2 separate regions of the Mus musculus genome follow, and region 2 is linked to region 1. A link is a contact called in ENCODE Hi-C or POLR2A ChIA-PET data. All regions are on one chromosome and are shown on one strand. The core of a region is the stretch at or near the end of the contact, and the rest is flanking DNA. Distances in the headings are between cores, read along the strand shown. Region 1 holds the start of St3gal3 (ST3 beta-galactoside alpha-2,3-sialyltransferase 3). Region 2 holds the start of Kdm4a (lysine (K)-specific demethylase 4A).

Region 1 (7,716 bases), core at 1,851-4,350:
TAAAATACATATGCCAAGTACCTACTATGTAAAAACACTGTTCCAGACAACAGGGAAGACTTTTCTTTTAAAGTAGGTCTAACACTGCGAGTGGAAGCGACGGTAAGGTGACCATGGCAAACAGGAAAACCCTGAAGCCTGCAGAGCTGAGGGGATGGAAGACTCTGAGTTCAAGGTCCTCAGCTGTTTGAGGCTGGCCTAGGCTGCCTGAGGTCCTGTCTAAAATGGAGGGAGAAAGGGCAGGGGGCGGGGTGTTCAAGGCCAGCCCGGACTAGACAAGATCTTGCCTCAAAAAACACCAACCAAACAAATAAAACACACCCACACACCACACACAAGAGAACCAATATCAAAAAAATTACAAATACAAAAGGGCAGAGCCCCAGAATTAGAGAGTGACAGGTCATCTAGGTGGAGGGAAAAGTACAGAGAGGACTTACAGAGGAAGTTCCGTATGGAATGGCCATAAAACGTGGGCCAGGGCAATGACGGAGAATGAAGGGCTCATTTAAGACATAAAAAGCCAACACATGCAAACACCTGGAGCTTAAGCAACCAAACAAATGGATGAAGGGACCTGGAAAGGGCTTTAACAAAGGGCATGCCAATAACCCGCAGATGCCAGGCTGCCCTCGGCCTAACCCAATAGAGAGCCCTGAAAGCCGGAAAAGTGGCGTGCCTATCTGTAACGGTGGGTGAGGTCTAACAGAAGGGGGAGGGGGGACACATGTTCAGGGGATTCTGGGGCAATTCCCAGAAACACCAGGCCCCAACCTGTGTGATGACTGTAAGAGCTGAAAAAAAATCAATGTCAGAGCAGTGTGGTGGCAGCCCTGGGACCTGTCACTAACTGCACGAAGCTGGCTGGTAACTGAAAGCAAGAGGCAACGTGGATTCCAGCTCAAGGCAGCTACAGAAGTGACATCCCCATCTAAGTGCTACTCATGGTATCTTTCCTGCCGGGTCCAGGTCCTCATGGCGATTGGTCTAGCCTTTGATCCCCATAGGACAAAGGTGTTTCTCTAACCCACCATTGGATTGCTTTTGTTTACAACAGGGTCACTAGGCTAGCCTCAAGCTCACAGTGTAGTTAGAGATGACCTTGAACTTCTTCTTTTTTTTTTTCCAACATTCAAAGCTTTTTTTATTAAGAGTAAGATCCAGGGTTAGTTTTTGTAGCCTCAGCTGGCCCTTCGGCCTCTGGCACGCTCAAACTTCCGGCCTTTGGAACGAACATAGGGTTTGGTATCCTCCTGTGACGCCATGCCTGGTTTTACAAGGTGCAGAGGATCACATAGGGCTCCTTGCATGCTAGACAAGGACCCTACCAACTGAACTACATCCCCAGCCCCCAACTTGTCTTTTGTACAACCTCATCTCCCTTTCTTCTGCTGCTAAGAAAGCCCTGGAACCACACACAGCATCGAGTCCTCCTCTGCCATCTTCCGCATCCTGGATTTTCACTGGCTCACTTCCTCTCCAGGTAGCCTTTCCACTCTTTGTGGCTCAACTCAAAAAACTTCAGTTCCGCCATGAAATCTTCCTTAAACACACTCCCGTCTCCTCTTGGAATTCTAGAGGCCACACCCTGAGTTTCTCATCTGTGTGTGCTTCACTTCCACATCCTACAGAGGTCCAGAGAACAATCTCCATAATTTAATTGTCCAAGTTCCCCTCAAGTCTACACCTTGCACAAAACATAACACGGATTCAGTAGGCGCTTGACTGTGTGAGCAAGCTCACTAGTCTCTAGGAACACACTTGCTTTGCTTCATCATTAATAACTTGTTAGGAGACACAGACATCAGATTAGCGAAATGGAGCAACCAACACCACTTTATATTTCAAAATGTCTGTTATTTTAGGAGACTATATGAAACTCCCATCTGGTCATAAGGTTTTACTCCAATTTTTAATCCTCCAATCTTTCTTCTTTTCCTTTCTTCAGTCTTTTGAGACTGGGTCTTGCTATGTGGCTCTTGTTGACACGGTTTTATTATTCTATGTAGCCCAGGCTGGCCTCTGAAGCAATCCTCCTGCTTCAGCTTCTGAGTGCTATTACAGGTGTGCACCTACTACCCCGGGATCCAATTCCTCTGAGTCTTTAATTGAAAGTTTAGGGACACAAGTGGAATTGTCATGATGTCTACTGTGCTACATGTCAGGAACCTAACTCTAACTCGTGGCTTTTCCTTCCTTCTCAGCCCATTATCTATAGTGCTAATAATTCAAAGGACCTCAGAGAAATGTGTTAAGCACTCTTTGCTTTCTGGGATAGCAGCCGGCTCCCTTCATCGGTCACTCCCTAGGTTAATTACAGTGACTCAGTTTTACCACCTCCCCGTACTCTAGAGAAACAGACAAAAATTAAATTTATTGAGGAATCATAAAAATGGGTGCTACTGTAAAAAGGAGTCTAAACACATCTGTGGGACATCCGCCTAACCAAATCTACCGTCCTCACTAAGCTTTTCTCTCGCAAACAAGACCACTGAGAAGACAATGAGGAAGCACTCCAGAAGAAAGGGTAGCGAGAAGACGTACTTTGATAAACTGACCCGGTCGCTCCGAGGAGGATCTGGCCCCGGGGAAGGCAGAGATGACAACCGCTACTCTTGGTGACTCCCGCTAGGCTTTCCCCGGACTTTCTTGCGCTTGTCCCACAGCGGGTCCCGGGTGACCGTGACCCTCCTTTGCGCTCAGACTCGCGCGCCTGGGACACTGCACACAGGTGACCTCGGCGCGCTCGGCCCGGCTCGCGCGGCCCTCTGGCAGGCCTGGCCCCCACCCGGGCCCGGGCTTTGGTCCCCAGCGCGGCTCGGGCCGGTCTGGCCGGGGGAGGGGCGCGGCGGCCGAGAGCTGCTTCGGGGACGCAGGGCAGGCCTTACCGCAGCAGAGAGGGAGGCCGGGGGCGGGTGGCGCCAGGGCGCACGCAGAGCGCGGAGGCAATTGCAGCGCGAATAGCGGGGACAGCCGAGGGGACCCCAGAGGGAGCCCAGGACGCGGCAAGCTGCACGGGCGCCGCCATGGTGGGGACGCAGCGGCGGGACCACCAATCCTGCGGTCCGCCTCGGCGGCCGCGCCGGGGGTCGGGCATCAGCAGCCAATGGGAGCACCGGAACCGGGCGGGGCGCCAGGCAGGCCAATGCGAGGCTTCGCCGCAGGGTTGGGCGGGCCCGGACCCCGGAGACCCAATGGAAGCCAGAGGCCGAATCCATCCCCTCCCCATCCCCGGGCTATAGCTGGGGCTTGGGAGGAGCGCTGCGTGGAGCTGCGGTGCGTGGGGCTGCCCGGCTGCGGTCAGGTTTCCTCTGCTTCCCAGAGGAAGTCTTCTGTCCCTACTTCACCACTCTGCTGTCAGCCCCTGACGCTGGTGGTAACCTCTAGAACGCCTTCTGAAGCCCTATCCAATCCCGTGAGGGTAAGAGGCCTGCTAAGTTCAGGCGTGACCTCGAAGAAAGGTCGCAGATAGGCCACAAAGCCACCCCACATACCCAGTTCAGGAGGTCGCGCCCTCATTCTGCAGCGGAGTGCATTATCCTAAGGCAGAATTTAATACAGAATTTTCCCAAAGAGGAGGTGGGGACATAACTTGGCACTCTCAGATGCCAATCTTATACAAGGTATACAAGACATAAGTTTCTGCTTTGGCAAAAAGCTGAAGTGCAGTCTTTGGCTGTGGTGGGTCATGAACCCAGACTAGACTACACTGGCCAGGAAGTGCCTAAGGCAGACCCAACTTTGAAGTTGAGCAAGTTTAAAGCCCCAGGCCATCCCCAGCACCAGAAAAAAAAAAAAAAACAAAAACAAAACCACAGGCCAGTTTTATGAGACTTGGGAAAGTCCCATAGCTTTTTATGAACTGGGAATTTTCTTATAATAGGCCAAAAATATTTTTGAATGGTTGACTTAACTAATCATGGTAGTGGTGGTACGTACTTAACTACTCTCTAAACTGAAGCAGGATTAAACATTCAACAACTTTGTGGGTCTCAGTATCTTTGGGTTTTGTTTTGGTTTATTTTGTTTTTGTTTTAGTGTCTGCATGAATGTATGTCCCAGTGCCTGTGTATCCCAGAAGGCCTCATAGCCCCTGGAACTAGAGTTACAGACAGTTGCAAGCCACCAAGTGGACAGTGACAACTGAACCTGGGTTCCCCAGAAAAGTATTCTTAAGGGCTAAACTATCTCTCCATCCCACAGTGGGCTCTTCTTAGGGACAAAAAAGTAGAGAGGGCTGTCGGGTATAGCTTGGCAGTAGTACGTTTGCCTCAAACATTCAAAGGCTTGAATTCAATCCTCAACTCCCATAGAGCTGGGATTACACCAGGCACGAGATTATCCGGTCCTTTAGCAAGGCTGAGGTAATGAGACTCATGGGGAGGAACTACGGGTGCCTGAGGAAGTTAAGTTTTCCTCTCTTCCACGAACGCTCAGCCCCAGCCATTTTCCCCTGAAAATCCCCGAGTGAAGAACAGAGGGGCAACCTTCTTTCCTTGGCTCCAAGGATTTAGCTGTGAAAAAACATCTGTGAAACTCTTCTCTCTTTCCCCAGAGCCAATACTAAGTAGCAGCTCCCAGGCTACAGGGGTACCGAGCACATCATCTAGCACCGGGGCACAAAGCTCAGGCCAGCTGGAATACGGAGGCTGTGCAGAAAGGAGCCTCGCACCAGCTCAGGATCACCTCTTCTTGTCAAAGACTGGGTCTTCCTCCAGGGAAGCAATCAGCAACGACAAGCACTGCAGAGGGCAGCTTCTGCAATCCATGGGGAGATCAAGGGTCTCTTGCTATTCAAGCACCTACAGCATACTCTCCTGGTTCCACAAGGATGGAATCCTGATGCAGGAAGTGATCTGTATATCAGGATGCTGATGACATCAAAAGGGGTTTAAGTGAAACCTCTCTTGAGAAGACCGTAGTCCAATCCTTCCCGTTAACTCCTCCAGGAAAGCAAAAGGAGGTACAGAGAGCCACAATGCCCTGGATGCTCAACGGGCCACAGCACCCACCTCCGTGAACGGTGCCCACCTCAGCGAACAGCTTCCCAGCCCCTGCTCCACAGCCTGACCCAGGGCCACTTGGGCTCATGGGGCAGACCACAGTCAATCCTCTGTTCAATCCATTTTATTGCTAAGGACAAGGTAATGCACCGGTTTTCAAAATAATTTGGTTTATAGAGTTCATACGTAACAAAAAAGGGGAAGTATTATAAATCTGACTCCTGTATACAGAGCAAGGTATGAAGCCCTCCATATTGGGCCCAGGCAAACAAATTCAGGAACCTGTTTAACCCCTTCAATGTTGCCCTCTAGTCCCATCCCACCCCCACCCTCAACCAGCCCCACCCCACCCCTGACCAAGGGCGTAGCTATACCAGCCCTTGGCCTCCAGTGGCCCCAGTTCATCCTAACCCATAGTTAGCCCCTGCATAACTGCACAAAAATCACCCACCAGGCTCTGCCTGTTTCCATCATTAAAATTATCCCTTCAAGGTGGTCCCCACCCACACCCTCTAACACTGTGGCCGCAGGCAGGGGCTTCCGTGCCTGACATTTGTGGGCTCATAGTATATAACCTCTGAGTTCTACTTCAAGGGTGGACAGAGGTGGCAGCCAGCTCCTTAGCATCCCAATACTGCAGCTTTGCCGGCGCTCTCTTGAGATCGGTCCAGGAAGGGACAGATGGCACCCCACCTCTACCCATCCCCCGGGGCCCTTACTCAGCTTGGCTGAGGGCAGAATTTCACATTTTGTTTGCCCTGCAGAGGCAAAGAAGAAAGTGAAGCCCAGGGGCTGGCAGAAGCTAGTCCTGACCAAGCACACACACGCACTCACGTACACGAGTGCAACCACATACGTACTTGCACACCCACACACACATTCTCAAGCACACACACACACACACACACAGGTGTACACTCACACGTTCTCACGCTTACACACAGGTACACACTTGCACGTGTGCACGCTCACACACGCATACATAAATACAAAAGGGGATTGGGTCAGCACCAGCACCTCTCTGCCTTGCTGGTGCCGGTGGGCGGGTAGGAAGCAAGCCACTAAGAAAGAACAATCCGCCCAGCAGGAACAGCTGACCCGATTGGACTGGGGGCTGATGCAATCACAGCATCCCAGTGTCGGCCCGTCAGCTGAGGACGGACAGCTGCTGCCAAGCACCCACAATAGGCTTGTCTTTTCCCGGCAGAATGCATCGAGGGTGGAGTGAGAAGGTGAAAGGTCGGACACGTCATTCCTTTTCTGTGTACAGCTTCACTTTCGAAGTGAAGTTCCAAGTTCGAGTTCCAAGTGTCTGCTGTGCTGTGGAACCCTAGAGTGCTCTCGCCTTGATGGCTGGGAACCTCTCAGATCCTGGAAGCATCTACTCCATGATGGCCCGGTACAGCGCTGGCTCGATGTAATCCTCCCGGTACCGCGAGTTGATGACCCGTTGCCTCTTCTTTTCTTGCTTCACTTCCTTCTCTGTGAAAATCTCATTGAAGCGCATGTCTGAAGCCACCGACTACAAAGGGAAAGACATGCAAACTGTCACTTTGTGGCCACACAAACAAACACTAAAGGGGCATGTGCCTGCCATGTTCAGGACACATGCTCAGGGCACAGAAAGCTCACTCACCAGTCTAGACTTGACTCTCTTGGGAAGCTCTTCATCGAGTGTGTATACATCATCTCTCTTAACCACCAGCTGCGAGCCATCCTCAAACTCCACCTGACAAGCAAGCAAAGGCCCTTTAGCTAGGGTACCAGAGTCCTGTGGGACCTGCGCGCAGTGGCAGTTTCCTGTAGCTAGAGGAGGGCAACTCGGTAGTAAGGACTTTCCATGTAAGGAATGACGGCCATGCCCGAAGGCACAATACCAAAGTGGATACCCCAGATCTGTGAAGGCACTAAGTGACCGGCAAGTTCTTTCAAGAGCAAAGACAAGCTTCTTGCCCGAGGAAACACTAAATTAATGAAGTACCCTCCCACCCTCAAACGCCCATTCAAGAACCTTTGGCTACCTGGTACATCTGGATGGGGTGGGAGGCCACAAACTTAGCCCCATAGACTTGGCCATCTGTCCATCTGACTTGAACCACTTCACCTTCAGCAGGAGGCCCCAGTTGGAGACAGTCCTGACTCTGAGGACAGAGCAGAGGAGGAGAGTGAAGCGCAGCTCACCCAACCACAGTGCTAAGTGCCAATGACTCAGGAAGGACTTCTGCCCACGCACTGCAGGAAAGGCAGCTAGCTCTGGGCTGAAAGCCAAGGTACGGTCCGTCAAACAAGGTCTGCCTTATTCATCTGCCCTAAGCCCTGCTGCCTCTGGGGGAGCAAGCAAACAAAACAAAAACCCCATTACTCAGTAAATGTAGTAAACACAGAGACAGGGGTGGGCTCTCGAATCCACCATCCTGTGTCCTCTCAGCTGAGCTGCTCTGCTATGGAGGAACAGTAGGACTGCATTTGAGTGCTCTAAGACATGTGCTTCTGAGAGAGGGAGGGAGGGAGGGAGACAGAGAGAGAGAGACAGAAAGAGAGAGATTTGAGAGAGAGAGAGAGAGAGAGAGATCGTAAAAAAAAAGGAAGGGACCATCTAGCTGAGAGCAGAGGCTCCCGGGAGACCAGCGAAGGAGCTGGGTGAAGCTCAACTTTGGCTAAGCAGCGTGACCTGCCGTGTGAACAGACAAAAGCAATGCCAGGAGATATAACT
Region 2 (7,716 bases), core at 2,500-4,999, 45 kb after region 1:
CTGAGACAGCTGACGGGAGCCTCAGAGAAGAAAGACACCAAAGTCTAAGACTAGTCCTCAACTTTGGAACTGAAATCCTTGGATTTTGTGTATATATTTTTTTCTTTTTTTCTTTTTCTTTTTCTATATCAAAAGAGTAACGGGCTAGGGAAAAAAAGGTCAGAGTCGGACGTGGTGGCACACACCTTTAATCCCAGCACTGGGTGGCAGAGGCAGGTGGATCTAAGTCTGAGACCAGCCTGCCAGAGCTACAGAGAAACCCTGGCTCTAAAACAAAAACAAAAGCAAAAGCAAAACAAAACAAAACAAAAAAGGTAACTAACTCAGAGGTATAGAGTGTTAGATCTGAATCTTCAGTCCCATGATAAACAAAAACAAAAAGTGAACCCGTACACACATACAGCAGGGAATTCAAACTGAAACGGCGGGACAGCTCCCCTTGGCTCAGAGGAAGTCTTCCGCATCAGTCTGAAAGGGTTCCTTCCGAAATGCAATCGCGTTACCGTGGGGGACTCAGAAAACCTCGTGAGTGACTGAACATAGAAAGGGTTGGTTGACTAGGGGTCGGGAGGGCGGCCCTACTTCAGTGCATAGGAAGAATAGAAACCAACTCCAAACTACAGAGACCAGAACCCTTATGTGGCCTGGCCAGTGAGTCTCTCCCTTGAAGAAAGTCCCTGAGGGAAACCGAACTGTATCAGTGCAGGGGGGACCAAAATGAGAGGGGCAGGTGTTGGGAATGCCAGTGGCAGGTAAAAGCTGTAAACCATGGAGCCCCAGGCCAGGCCTGGGGACACTGGCTCTGTATGTCCCTTTCCTGTCCCACCTGCATACCATCCTATCAGCAAGGATCAGGACTACTCAGGTTTTTTCCTGGTGTTCACTTAGAAAAAAAAAAAATAGCACCACTGTCCATTTCCTCTTTAGGGACTCAGGAAACATGATTGCCACAGGCTGTGTGAAAGGAAGACTGGACTGGAGAGAGAGGAGCATCAGTAATTCAATGCAAATAAGTACAAGCCCGCCACTAATTTCCAATTACAGAGGCCAGAAATATTCTCATAGCGGCTGCCGAAGCAGGTTCACATTCCTGCTCCCTACCTTGGCTAGCCCAGCCCGATGAGCTCCTTGGGATTCAATGTAGGCAATGTAGCGGCTGAAGTTCCGGAACTCTTCCATGGTGGGGTAAAAGGTCATGATCCGAGCACTGGGGTTCAAAGTTTCTGATTCAGAAGCCATCTTGTCTTCTCTGTTTTTGAGGCCGATTTTGCTAGGATAAAAACCTGAAGTGTTAAGAGAACAAAAGTAAGTGACAAGGAACTGCCCCCTACTACAATGCTTATTTAAATGGACTAGATGGACAAGCAGAATCTGTTCCGTTTAAAAAGAACCCGAGGGGGCTGGTGAGATGGCTCAGTGGGTAAGAGCACCCGACCGCTCTTCCGAAGGTTCGGAGTTCAAATCCCAGCAACCACATGGTGGCTCACAACCATCCGTAACAAAATCTGACTCCCTCTTCTGGATTGTTTGAAGACAGCTACAGTGTACTTACATATAATAAATAAATAAATCTTTAAAAAAAAAAAAAAAAAAAAAAGAACCCGAGGAAACCAGAAGATGCCCAGCAGCCCAGCACGAGGGAGAAAGAAGGCAGGATGTAGAGTTAGTAATCCAACATCTACAATGAGTACACCTGGTCAAGGGGAATAATGTGGTGGTGGTAACACTCCTTTAATCCCAGTACTCAGGAGGCAGAGGCAGGTCAACCTGGTTTACAGAATGAGTTCTAGGACAGCCAGAGCTTCTAAAAAGCTTCCTATGGGCTGTTTTCTGGAGCACGGCATCACAAGATTCTAAACCACTGAGAAGTCACTTAGCTGCAGACTCTAAGGCTTCAGGGGGTTCAAGTTTTAAAAGTACTTTGATAGTAACAGTATGTTAGGAGTTTAAAACACTGAAGGGAAACTCTTCTATCTAAATCAAAATGGTTTCAGCAGTACTCAATGAACTCCGATGGCTCAACTGCACTGAAAGCAGGCAATGAGCTGGCAATACAGGGCACACTCCCCAACTGCCGGGAGAAAATACATAGACATTTTTGGATGAGGTCCTCAAGTAAGTGGGCAGAGCCTAAACCCAGTGTTGGTAATACAACAGATCGCCACAATCGCCACAACCAGAAAAAGACAATGCATGCTAAAAAGGAGCCAGTTTAGAAGCAAAACTGGTATGTCCTTCACTGGACCTCCTCACTCACAGCCCAGGAGTTCTGTTTCCTCAAAGCCACTGGCAGTCCTACTCACTATACAGGAGAAAGCTGCCTACAACCTGCCCACAACCTAGCATGGGTTTTGGGAAGCAGCATGGAGGCAAACTCCAGGGCATTAAACAGAAACCCTGTCATGGTAACTCTTGGGTTTCCATTCCACTCCAAGGGAGGGATTTCTGGCTAGGCATTTTTCATTAACTTTGCATAAAAGATATACTGTTATCCCTGCTTTACATACCAGGAAATGTATCCAAAGTGCCCCCTCTAAAGCATCTTCTACCACTTTCTGCTACCTCAGCTCTAATACTTACATGAACTAAGACTTCTCTGAAAGTGTGGAGGAACTTGAAGCCTATTCAATTTAGGAGACTTTTCCTTTTAAAAGGAAATTTTCAATATATTCTACTTTTGAAATTTTTACAAAAAGGTATCATAAATATCAGACTGGGGCTCCTCCCCTGGGCTTCAAAGGTGGTCACAATGTTGCTTCATCTGCCTCTAGCTCTGTTTATCTTTGTGTGTCCAGAAGCTAGAACAATGCTCGCCACAAAGTAGGCACTCAGTAACTGCTGAATAACTCATATCCTCTGCTCACTTTAGCGGATCATCCCATTACTTTAACTCTAGGGTTCCATTCCCGCGATCTATTCCCTTGGGGAAATCTGGTCTGGGGCACCTTCCCGTCCGCCTTCAGCAACAAAGCAAAGAGTACCGGGAGCTAAACCTTCGGCTCTAGAGTGAAAACTCTGAATACCGGTCTGATCTCTGTCACTTTTTAACACCTTGGCTGTGTGAATGGACTGGATGAGTCTCAGTTTCTCCACCTGCAAAATGGGGACCCCAAACCCCTGCCTTGATGGATCGTATGATTAACTTAGATGATGCAAGCGAGCCCTAAACGCTAGGCCCGGTAAGCACTCCATAAAGGCAGCTGTTGCTAACAGTGACCTGAAACTCCCGCACTCTCCGCCCCCGCAGCCACCCCCGCGGCATCCCTCCAAAGGCAGCCCGGTTCCCAGTGTCCCCACACACCACTTACAGACACTGCCCCTCCCGGCCCCACCGCCTAGGCGAGGGAGGCCCGGCCGCAGGAAGAAGAAAATAAGGCCCAGTGGGCCCGCCCCCCTCTCCCGACGCCCATTGGCCACTAGAGATTGGAAAGAACCAATCGCAAAACTTATTTTAGAAGCTCCTTTCTCTATTGCTCAAACCCCATGTCGATCACAGAGCACAGAAAGACCCACCTCACCACCCTCCCCCACTGGAGCTCACGGCCAAGGGTTTTGGCAGCATCAACCCCTTGGGGAATCCAAAACCCGATGGCTCTCACCTGGAGCCTAAAGCCCTAGCAGGGCTCAGGCCCGATTGCTGTTGTCGCCACTCGCCGATCCCACTGTCTTTCTTGAGGGCGAAAGACAGAGCTCCGCCTCCTTTAAAGTCTGACTCTGCGCAGCCTCACAGAGCCCATAGTCAACCAACCCAAGAATGGCTTTAGGTCCTCAGCTAACCAATGAACACTCACTACACCGACTCGGCGTCTGGAACTACGAGTCCGCTTAGCCTATGAGCGTCGTCTCGAGCTGTTGCCAGGAGAAAACGCTGAGCCTCCGGGGACTGGGGCCACTGAGCATCAGGGCTGGATCCAGAGTTAGCCTATCAGAGGCTGACTCAGATCTCCATAGTTAAGCTGGGTAGAAAGAAGCGAATACCCTGAAATGGGCTAGCCGGTTATGGGGAAGGGCGAGCAGGTGGTTATAGGATGTTTCTAGCGAAAGGATAAGCCTAATTTTCTTGGAGTAACTCCTTTGCCTAAGATATAAAGGCGATGGAAGACCTCCGGGAAAGTTTCTAAAGTCAAGGAGTTCAGAGAACGTGACCAGCATGTCCAAGTTTGCCCAGTACTCTCAGTTTGACTCTCTTCTCTAAGAAGCCCCTCGCCTGCTGGCAAGGCGGGTTAGGTAAAGATCTGCTCCAGGAGAAGGAGCCCTGGGGGGTCATTAGGACAGATCCTGAAGGAAGATATCCCTGAGGCTTTTTAAAAGCGGCTCCCCTTGAGCGAAAATTTGGGGTCATTAGCAGCTCTTGGAGCGAACAGGGTGATTCTAAGAATCATTAAAGGCACTTCAGGGGGCCGAACAGGATCCCTAGAAGTCATTAGGAGCAGTTCCTGAGAGGCTGTGAGCAGCCTTAAGGAGTTCCCAGATTGTCAAGGACGATGAAGAAAGAGAGGTTAACACCCTTATAAGTCAAATAAGGAGGAGAACTCACTAGGGCATAAAACATGAGCAAAATTCCCGATAGCACCGGGAAGAAGAGTTGTATTGTGTTTGAACTGCTTTCAAAACCAACCCTTCGGTACAGAGAGATGACTGAGAGGAAAGGCACAAGTCTTATGATCTGAGGTAAGCTGTTGAAGGAGAGAATCAATACAAGTTCACAAGATGTCCTCTGACTTTAGTGGATTGCAGTGTCACCGCCGCCACAAACACACTAAATAAATAGGTTAAAAAAAAAAAAAGTAAGCTGGGCGGTGGTGGCACATGCCTTTAATCCTAGCACTTGGGAGGCAGAGGCAGGCAGATTTCTGAGTTTGAGGCCAGCCTGGTCTACAAAGTGAGTTCCAGGACAGCCAGAGCTATACAGAGAAACCCGGTCTCAAAAAATACCAAAAAAAAAAAAAAAAAAAAGTTTTTAAACAACTTCTCGTCCATGCCTGGATTTTTCAAGGGGAACAAATTCAGGAGAGTTGAGATGGATGGCAAGAGTTTACCAATGTTAACTAAAAGGAGATACTTCATAGAATGCTATGGGTTAAATATCTAGGCACATATCTGATGAAAAGGGTGCTTTAAAAAAAATGAGAGGCCAGCCTGGAATAGGTAGTTCCAGGATAACCAGAGTTACATAGTAAGACTCTTTCTTAAGAGGGAGAGATGCAGCCGGGCATGGTGGTGCACGCCTTTAATCCCAGCACTCAGGAGGCAGAGGCAGGCAGATTTCTGAGTTTGAGGCCAGCCTGGTCTACAAAGTGAGTTCCAGGACAGCCAGGGCTATACAGAGAAACCCTGTCTCTATATATAAGAGGGAGAGATACAGAGATAGATATGTGGGCATCATGGCACAAGCCTACCAATCTTAGCCCTTGAGGGGTAGAGGCAAGAAAATCAGAAGTTCATAGCTGGGCATGGTGGCACGTCTTTAATTACAGATCTTGGGAGACAGAGACAGGTGGATCTCTGTGAGCTTGAGGCCACCCTGGTCTACATAAGGAGTTTCAGGACAGCCAGGGGTACATTTTAGAACTTGTCTCAAAACAAAACAAAAAAAGTTGTTCAAGGACATCCTGGGCTACATAGCAAATTCCAAGCCAGCATGGACAACATAAAACCCCAACTCCAAAAGAAGGAAGAAGAGAAGGAGAAGGGACATTAACTATCGTGTGTATATGTGTGATATTTATATTGATCATATATTATGATAGATAGATCGATAGATCGATAGATTTTTCAAGGTAAGGGTTTTCTGTGTAGCTCTGGTTGTCCTAGAACTTCCTCTGTAGATCAGGGTAGCCTCTCAAACTTACCAAGATCCCAGAGAGACACCTGCCTCTGCCTCCCGATTCCTGGCACTCCCAATATTTTAATTGATAATATTCATTTTTTCTAATTCTTAAAATTATATCTATTTTGGGTGGACCTGATGGTGCAATGCCTTTAATTCCAGCACTCAGGAGGCAGAGGCAGAGGCAGGTGAACGTCTGTGACTTCAAGGCCAGCCTGGTCTAAGGAGTAAGTTCCAAACCAGGCAGGAATAATGGTGAGACTCTCCAAAATAATAATATGTTCATATATTTGTTGAAGGGCAGTGCATATTCATACAAAGACCAGAGGACAATTTTCGAGATTCAGTCCTTCTACCCTATGAGTCCTAGGGATTCAACCTGGATTGTCTGTCTTGGCAGCAAGCATCTTTTACCAGCTAAGTGATCTTGCTAACTCTTTTGTTATTGTTCTTGGGGGTTTTTGTTGTTGTTGTTGGTTTTGGTTTTGGTTTTGGTTTTGGTTTTGGTTTTGGTTTTTGAAGACAGGGTTTCTCTATGTAGCCCTGGCTGTCCTGGAACTCACTTTGTAGACCAGGCTGGCCTCGAACTTAGAAATCCGCCTGCCTCTGCCTCCTGAGTGCTGGGATTAAAGGCATGCGCCACCACACCTGGCTGTTGTTCTTGATTTAAGGTAGTCTTGAATTCTTGAATTTAAGATTCTCCTCGGGGGTGGCAAGATGGCTCAGTGAGTAAGCCTGCTCTTCCAAAGGTTCTGAGTTCAAATCCCAGCAACCACATATTGCGTCTGAAGACAGCAACAGTGTACTTACTTATAATAATAAATAAATAAATCCCAGAGCAAGCAGGGTTGACCGGAGCAAGCAGAGGTCCCAAATTCAATTCCCAACAACCACATTAAGGCTCATAACCATCTGTACAGCTACAGTGTGTACTCATATACATAAAATAAATAAATAACTCTTAAAAAAATATTCTCCTGCCAGGCGGTGGTGGCACACGCCTTTAATCCCAGCACTTGGGAGGCAGAGGCAGGCGGATTTCTGAGTTCGAGGCTAGCCTGGTCTACAAAGTGAGTTCCAGGACAGCCAGGACTATACAGAGAAACCCTGTCTCGAAAAAAAACCAAAAAAAAAAATTTTTTTTTCTCCTATTCCTACTGCTTGGAGTTGGAGAGATTGTTCAGTGGTTAAAAGCATGTGGTGGGGCTGGAGAGATGGCTCAGCGGTTAAGAGTGCTGTTATTAGACGCGTTCTCACGACCGGCCAGGAAGAACACCACAGACCAGAATCTTCTGCGGCAAAACTTTATTGCTTACATCTTTGGGAGCCAGGAGGGCAAGCGCCCAGCGCCCAGCCCCAAAAACGAAAGCCCCTTCAATAATGAAAACCGAAACCCCTTCCCTCTTTAGGAGAGTTATATTTCCTAGGACGCATCACTCCCTGATTGGCTGCAGCCCATGGCCGAGCTGACGTTCACGGGAAAGGTAGAGTACAAGTAGTCATAAAATACCCTTGGCTCATGCGCAGATTATTTGTTTACCACTTAGAACACAGGATGTCAGCGCCATCTTGTGACGGCGAATGTGGGGGCGGCTCCCAACATCTCCCCCTTTCCTTTTAATAAGAGCAAATAGGCCACCCAACTAATGAGAGTGGAGATAGAGGTCAAATCCCCAGTGTGTAGGTAAAGGAGCCATGTACAGGATTAGCTCTTAGGCTCACAGGCTTTTACCCAGAGCAACCCTGACCTGCTCCCGTGTCGTTTTTCCTGGGGGAAGGGAACTAGGACACTGAACCTTCATGAAAGATGACGTATCTCCCTAGAATAGGCTCATATATGCCGCAGAGCCTTTCCATTGCAGTGCTTAGCCGTGCAACTCTCTCGG

What was found. A loop is a pair of places that touch in the nucleus more often than their neighbours do. ChIA-PET counts read pairs that join two places held with the same protein, here RNA polymerase II (POLR2A).
Region 2: a map of left cerebral cortex shows a loop between it and region 1 (2.5-fold over the local background). The contact joins the promoter of Kdm4a here to the promoter of St3gal3 in region 1. A Hi-C loop is called at or near these places in 3 of 37 maps with a recorded cell type or tissue (heart and left cerebral cortex). POLR2A ChIA-PET finds 5 or more read pairs at or near these places in 4 of 5 experiments (Patski and embryonic stem cell).

What each region holds. Positions count from the first base shown.
Region 1 is chr4:118,131,846-118,139,561 of GRCm38, forward strand. St3gal3 (ST3 beta-galactoside alpha-2,3-sialyltransferase 3) reads right to left here and starts at 3,101. Exons shown (of 12, transcript NM_009176.5): 1 at 2,545-3,101. It overlaps Kdm4a (lysine (K)-specific demethylase 4A), which reads right to left. Exons shown (of 22, transcript NM_001161823.1): 20 at 7,025-7,144; 21 at 6,640-6,732; 22 at 5,159-6,525. The coding sequence ends at 6,385.
Region 2 is chr4:118,176,294-118,184,009 of GRCm38, forward strand. Kdm4a (lysine (K)-specific demethylase 4A) reads right to left here and starts at 3,750. Exons shown (of 22, transcript NM_001161823.1): 1 at 3,600-3,750; 2 at 1,102-1,283. The coding sequence starts at 1,239.